2 separate regions of the Homo sapiens genome follow, and region 1 is linked to region 2. The links are chromatin loops, found by intact Hi-C in ENCODE. Cell type or tissue: PC-3. All regions are shown on one strand. Each heading gives the region's core, and the rest is flanking DNA. Links, peaks and the distances in the headings are about the cores only.

Region 1 (2,810 bases), core at 144-2,643, 63 kb before region 2:
ATTATTTTATTTTTTCGAGACAAAGCCTTGCTCTGTTGCCCAGGCTGAAGTGCAGTGGCACAATCTCAGCTCACTACAACCTCTGCCTCCAAGGTTCAAGCAGTTCTCCTGCCTCAGCCCCCTGAGTAGCTGGGACTACAGGTGTGTGCCACCACACCTGGCTAATTTTTATTTTTAGTAGAGATGGGGTTTTGCCATGTTGGCCAGGCTGGTCTCAAACTCCTGGCCTCAAGTGATCCGCCAGCCTTGACCTCCCAAAGTGCTGGGATTACAGGCATGAGCCACCGTGCCCAGCCTATATACTTATTTTACATGTATACTCTTTTTTTGTAATTGGTTCATTTTCTGTATTTTCATACACACATACATGTATATGTATGTACGTATGTATATACTCTTGTATGTATGTGTATATTTTTATTTTCACATACACTATATTTGATAGGTGATTTACAGTATGTTCAAGAATAAATCTTAAGTTTATAACCTAACTACCCTCCCTCATTTAAGGTACAGTTCTAACAGCCTTGGTCACCTGACCAACTCTCTGGTAAACCTGGTAGGGAGGGCAGGGCCTATTAAAAGACAGCTCCACCAGGAAGGGAAGGAGCAGTTCTAAAAGGAAAAAGAAAGTGGGTCCTTTACCAGAGGGAAAAGACAGACCGACTGTTGATTCATTCATTCAACAAGTACTTCTTGAGGACCTATTATGTGCCAGGTACTCTTCCAGGCCTTGGGTAACAGTGAACATTACACAAAAGGCCTTATTTGCTGGAGCTTACATGGTAGGGAGAGAGACAGATAACAAACACACAAGCCGATAGAGATATGCCGTGATATCTGGTAGTGATGAGAGCTCTGAAGAAAGACCACGGTAAGCCTCAACAGGTGTGGAGTACGTGCTTTACAGTGCAGATGGAGGAAATGGTTGGGGGCGGGGTGGTGGGGAGTTGGAGGAGACAGACAGGTGGAGGAAATGGTGGGAGGGGGGTAGAGGAACCTCTTCTTGTTTGGGGATTCTCTTTCAGTTGACCCAAATAAAGTAAGGAAGATTTTGATAGGCAGATCCTGTTAAGACTATCCCAAGCATAGGAAAAAGTATGAGCCAAGCCAACATCTAAATGGCTTGAGGGAAGATCTGTTCAGGAAATGGAAAGAGGTTTCCCATGACAGCTACATACAGAGCATGTGAAGGATGGGGCTGAGGTTGCTTGGGGTGTGACCCTGTAAGGACATGAATAACAGGCTAAGAGTACCTTTCCCAGACCCACATTTAGAAAGATCACAGCAAAGTGTGGAGGGCCAGGTGAGGGGGGCACAGAGGCGAGGTAGGGCAGCCAGGTGTGGGCTAAATAGGGCAATGGCCAGAGGGAATGGGAAGGAAGGGCAGAGCTTTCAGAGGCTTCATCTGTAGGATTTGGGGATTAATTCACTTCTAGTGACCTAAAAGGATTTGTTCATCACCCAGAATGAGCCATATCTTCTTATGTTTACTCAAAGATAAGAAGCCTTTAGAAATGGGAAACATCTTGGGAAAGTGGTTAATCTTGTTTATTCACAAGAACAATTTCATCATCTTTTGCTATACAATGAGGAAAGTGACAGTAGTGCGGGTCACAGAGGGAGGTGGCCAAGGAAGGAAGCAAGCAAGACTAGATGTGTCACCTAACTGCAGGTCCTGTGGCCTCTGGGAGTGACATACATTCTAGGAAAGGACTCCTGGGAGAGAATGCTGTGGCCTTCCACGCCAGCCTGATAGTCCTTCTCGTGCATTTACAGGCAACTTCAAAGTGGGAGTTCACATTGCTGACGTGAGTTACTTTGTTCCGGAGGGATCTGATCTGGATAAAGTGGCTGCCGAGAGGGCTACAAGCGTCTACTTGGTTCAAAAGGTAAAAATCCATCTCTAGTTTCTTTTTTCTTGCTTTGTTTATTTGTTTGTTTCCCTGGAAGAGTGTGTGCTCTCTGTTATTACATGTTCTCCGGAAAGAGAAGCCAAAGGAAGACACAGGTGTTCATCTGAGGCCTCATCCCAGAGTGGCCCTGCTATATAAGTAACTGACAGATACTCAGCTTCAGAAAGAAAGGAGGCAAAATACCTGCTTTCAAACGATTGTTCTAAAGCAGGGCTCGGCAAACTCAGCCCACACTAGCGACTAGTTTTTGTAAGGTTTTATTGGAACTCAGGCACATGCATTTGTTCATGTATTGTGGCTGCTTTCACACTACTTCAGCAGAGTGGCATGACGATTTCCTATTACTGTAAGCCCTTTAAGGAAATGTTTTCAACCCCTGTTCTAAAAGGTGGGAGCCAATCTGGTCCTGACCTGCCCATTACAAGATAGCTATGGGAGTCTCCGAGATGGAAAAGCGAAGGGAGATAAGGAGGAGCCTGAGCTTTTCCCTCTCATCCTGACTGCACCACTCTTGGTTAGTTACTAAGTGTCTACAGACCTCCCTAGACTCATCTGTGAAATGAAGGGACTGGACAGATTCATCTCAAAACATCCCTTCCATTCTGTGTACTTGGACCTGGCACATTCAATAGGTAACCATGAGAATCCATTCCTTTAACACATATATATTGAGCACCAATTATCTGATGGTCACTGCAGTAGGCCTCAGAGAAAGGGGTTAATAAGAGACCAAGCATGAGTAAGTTCTGCCCTCCACACTGTGGTTCATGAATTCTGCCAGGTTTCTTTCTCTTCTTTCCCTTCTCTGATCCTCTGCTCATTTGCTCATCTTCCTTCTTCGGCCATATCTGGACTTCCACTTCCTTTCTAGCTTTTTAAAATTTGGCAGTCCAG
Region 2 (2,810 bases), core at 237-2,736:
TGTGGGCTCTTCCCAGAGTGGGCAGGCCCAGGTTCTCCACAACACATTGACTTGAGGGAGTGTGACTTCGTTTGATTTTATTTTTTTCATTTCAGCTATTGGAATGAATAGAGCATGCTGCCTAAAACTTCTTTTTCTCTTCTCTCTCTCTTCAGCTAAAGCTTGCTTTCACTCTGGACCACGAGACCGGATTGCCTCAAGGATGTCATATCTATGAGTACCGCGAGAGCAACAAGTAAGCCACTCAGTGGGAAAGAGTGTCACTTCACATGTGTGCAGCAGTGGTGCCTGTGGGCTTTCTGACACTGAGCTTCCATTGCTAAGTGGTTGTCAGGAAGGGAATACACCTTTTACTACTATACTAGAAAATAGCTGGCACAGAAATAGTCCTCTTGTAAGATCTCTTTGCCCCTAAGTATAGAACTTGGAGCACTTGCAGAGGAGCAGTTGTGGTGTGTTAGAAGTAGATGCTGAAGCAGACCTTCTTTCAAGGCTGCAGATGTCCCCCAGACCCTCCCCACTCTTGGTCTCCAGTCATGTGCCTGCTTGTTTGGTTCACTGTGTGACTTTGGCTTTGTTGTAGTTCTCAGTCACTATCTGCCTATACTTAGGTTTATGGGTTTTGTTGTGATTATCTACCTTGTAAATTTTATATTAATGGTTGGGAGATTTCCGGGTACTTACAGAGATTTAAATTGGTGCCCTTGTTGGAAAGGTGGCACCTTGCATACTTTCATAGCACCTCCTTTCCACATCATAGACTGCTCCTTTTTTTTTTTTTTTTTTTTGAGACAGGGTCTTGCTCTGTCACCTGGGCTAGAGTGCAGTGATAGAATCGTGGCTCACTGCAGCCCAAAACTCCCGGGCTCAAGTGATCCTCCCACCTGTTTCCCGAGTACCTGGTACTACAGGTGCACACCACCATGCCCAGCTAATTTTCTAAATTTTTAGTACAGACAGGGTCTCCCTATGTTGCCCTGGTTGGTCTTGAACTCCTGAGCTCAAGCGATTCTCCCACCTCAGCCTCCCAAAGTGCTGGGATTACAGGTATGAGCCACCACACCCAGCCACAGACTGCCTCCTTGACTGTGTATTTTCGTTTGTGAGACAGTGAAAGTGGTGGTGAATGAGGCACAGGAACTGTGCCCCGATGATGACAATGATGGTAATGACAGCGGCTACCATTGAGCACCTCCTATGTGTTAGGCACAGTACTGGGGACTTTACATTTGTTATCTCATTTAATCTTCATAACAACCCCGGTGTGTTATTTTATTATTGTCATATTTGCAGAAGCTAAGGTCTAGGGAACTAAAGTAATTCACTCAGGGTGACTCACCACGGCTGTGAGAAGCAGAGTCAACATTATCATGTTTACTCTGGGGAGAGAATAGAAGGAAAACAAGTGACCCGTATTTTTACTTAGAAACCCCAGTCAATGACAAGAGCAGTCCCATCCTGGACTTAAGGAGAATGTACTCTGGTCTCATTGTCTAAATATCCAGGCTGTTTAATTTTATTCAGTGGAAGGAAACAAATAGGCACATGCCAGTAGAACTGTCTACTGTCTATGACCTTCCAGAAGAGAAACCTGGGCCTTCCTCAAGACCTCTGGTGCTGTTTAGGGTAGAAGAGAGGCTACCGGGTGCCCTCGTTACCACATCTCCACTGGGATTACCTTCAAGACATGATGACTGTTTGTAATTTATCTTTAGGAGAATGCCATAGTAACTGGTGTGTACCCCTAATTAATCATAGGAAGGATTGACCAGACATCCTTTAACAATTCTTGCTGGACTCTCTGCTCTTTGGGAAAAGGTTGAAGAGTATTTATTCAATGGGAGAAGGACACCAGCTCTCTGTCCTTTAAGTTTATGTCTTAGCTGTTCACATATCTGGTGGCAACAACTTATGTTGTCTTTGACTGTGAGAAGAGAAAATAGCCTAGCTCTTTTTTTTTTTTTTTTTTTTTTTAATAGAAACAGTGTCTCATGATGTTCCCTAGGCTGGTCTTGAACTCCTGAGCTCAAGCCATCCTCTTGCCTCAGCCTTCCAAAGTGCTGAGATTACAGGTGTGAGTCATCATGCCCAGCCTAGCTCTGTGTCTTGGTTGATCCATAGCTCCTAGCATATTATCAGACCAAGCAATGTAAGAAGATAACTTAGGGTTTATAAATATGAATAAGTTTTGGCCCCCAAAGACCTCTAAAAGAAAATACTTGTGTAGGAAATCAGATAGGAGCCATGATCTAGAAAAGTATGGTGATCAGCATGTTCTCACTCATAGGTGGGAACTGAACAATGAGAACACTTGGACACAGGAAGGGGAACATCATACACCGGGGCCTGTAGTGGAGTGGGGGGAGTGGGGAGGGATAGCATTAGGAGATATACCTAAAGTAAATGATGAGTTAATGGGTGCAGCACATCAACATGGCACATGTATACATATGTAACAAACCTGCATGTTGTGCACATGTACCCTAGAACTTAAAGTATAATAATTAAAAAAAAAAGGAAAAGAAAAAAGTATGGTGATCAAATGCTTTGGTGACTGCTTTCTCTGGTTCTCTCTTGCTTGTATTAGAGTCAGTCTTAGGGTTCATTCTCAATCTTTAGACAACTTTCCTAACCTCTCTGAGCCTCTAGTTTCATTTATTTTCTTCTTCTTCTTTTTTTTTTTTTTCTATTTTTTGAGATAGTCTTGCTTTTGTCACCCAGCCTGGAGTGCAATTGCATGATCTCAGCTCACTGCACCCTCCGCCTCCTGGGTTCAAGTGATTCTCCTGCCTCAGCCTCCCGAATAGCTG

What was found. Hi-C counts contacts between places; a loop is a spot of excess contacts. Peaks named below come from ENCODE experiments on the same cell type or tissue, not always from the same donor. Only the 100,000 strongest peaks of a DNase experiment are listed, where the experiment ranks them.
Region 1: it touches region 2 in a loop (3-fold over the local background); 3 of 110 quality-filtered maps call a loop at or near these places.

What each region holds. Positions count from the first base shown.
Region 1 is chr2:232,236,754-232,239,563 of GRCh38, forward strand. It overlaps DIS3L2 (DIS3 like 3'-5' exoribonuclease 2), which reads left to right. Exons shown (of 21, transcript NM_152383.5): 11 at 1,780-1,892. Among named protein-coding and RNA genes, the nearest start is that of MIR562, 66 kb to the left of the region's middle. In PC-3, for the core only: no CTCF peak of the experiment used is centred there; a DNase peak (open chromatin) is centred at 1,598; H3K27ac peaks cover 1,818 bases.
Region 2 is chr2:232,299,885-232,302,694 of GRCh38, forward strand. DIS3L2 (DIS3 like 3'-5' exoribonuclease 2) reads left to right here. Exons shown (of 21, transcript NM_152383.5): 14 at 156-235. Among named protein-coding and RNA genes, the nearest start is that of ALPP, 77 kb to the right of the region's middle. In PC-3, for the core only: a CTCF peak has its summit at 1,185; a DNase peak (open chromatin) is centred at 1,357; H3K27ac peaks cover 1,715 bases.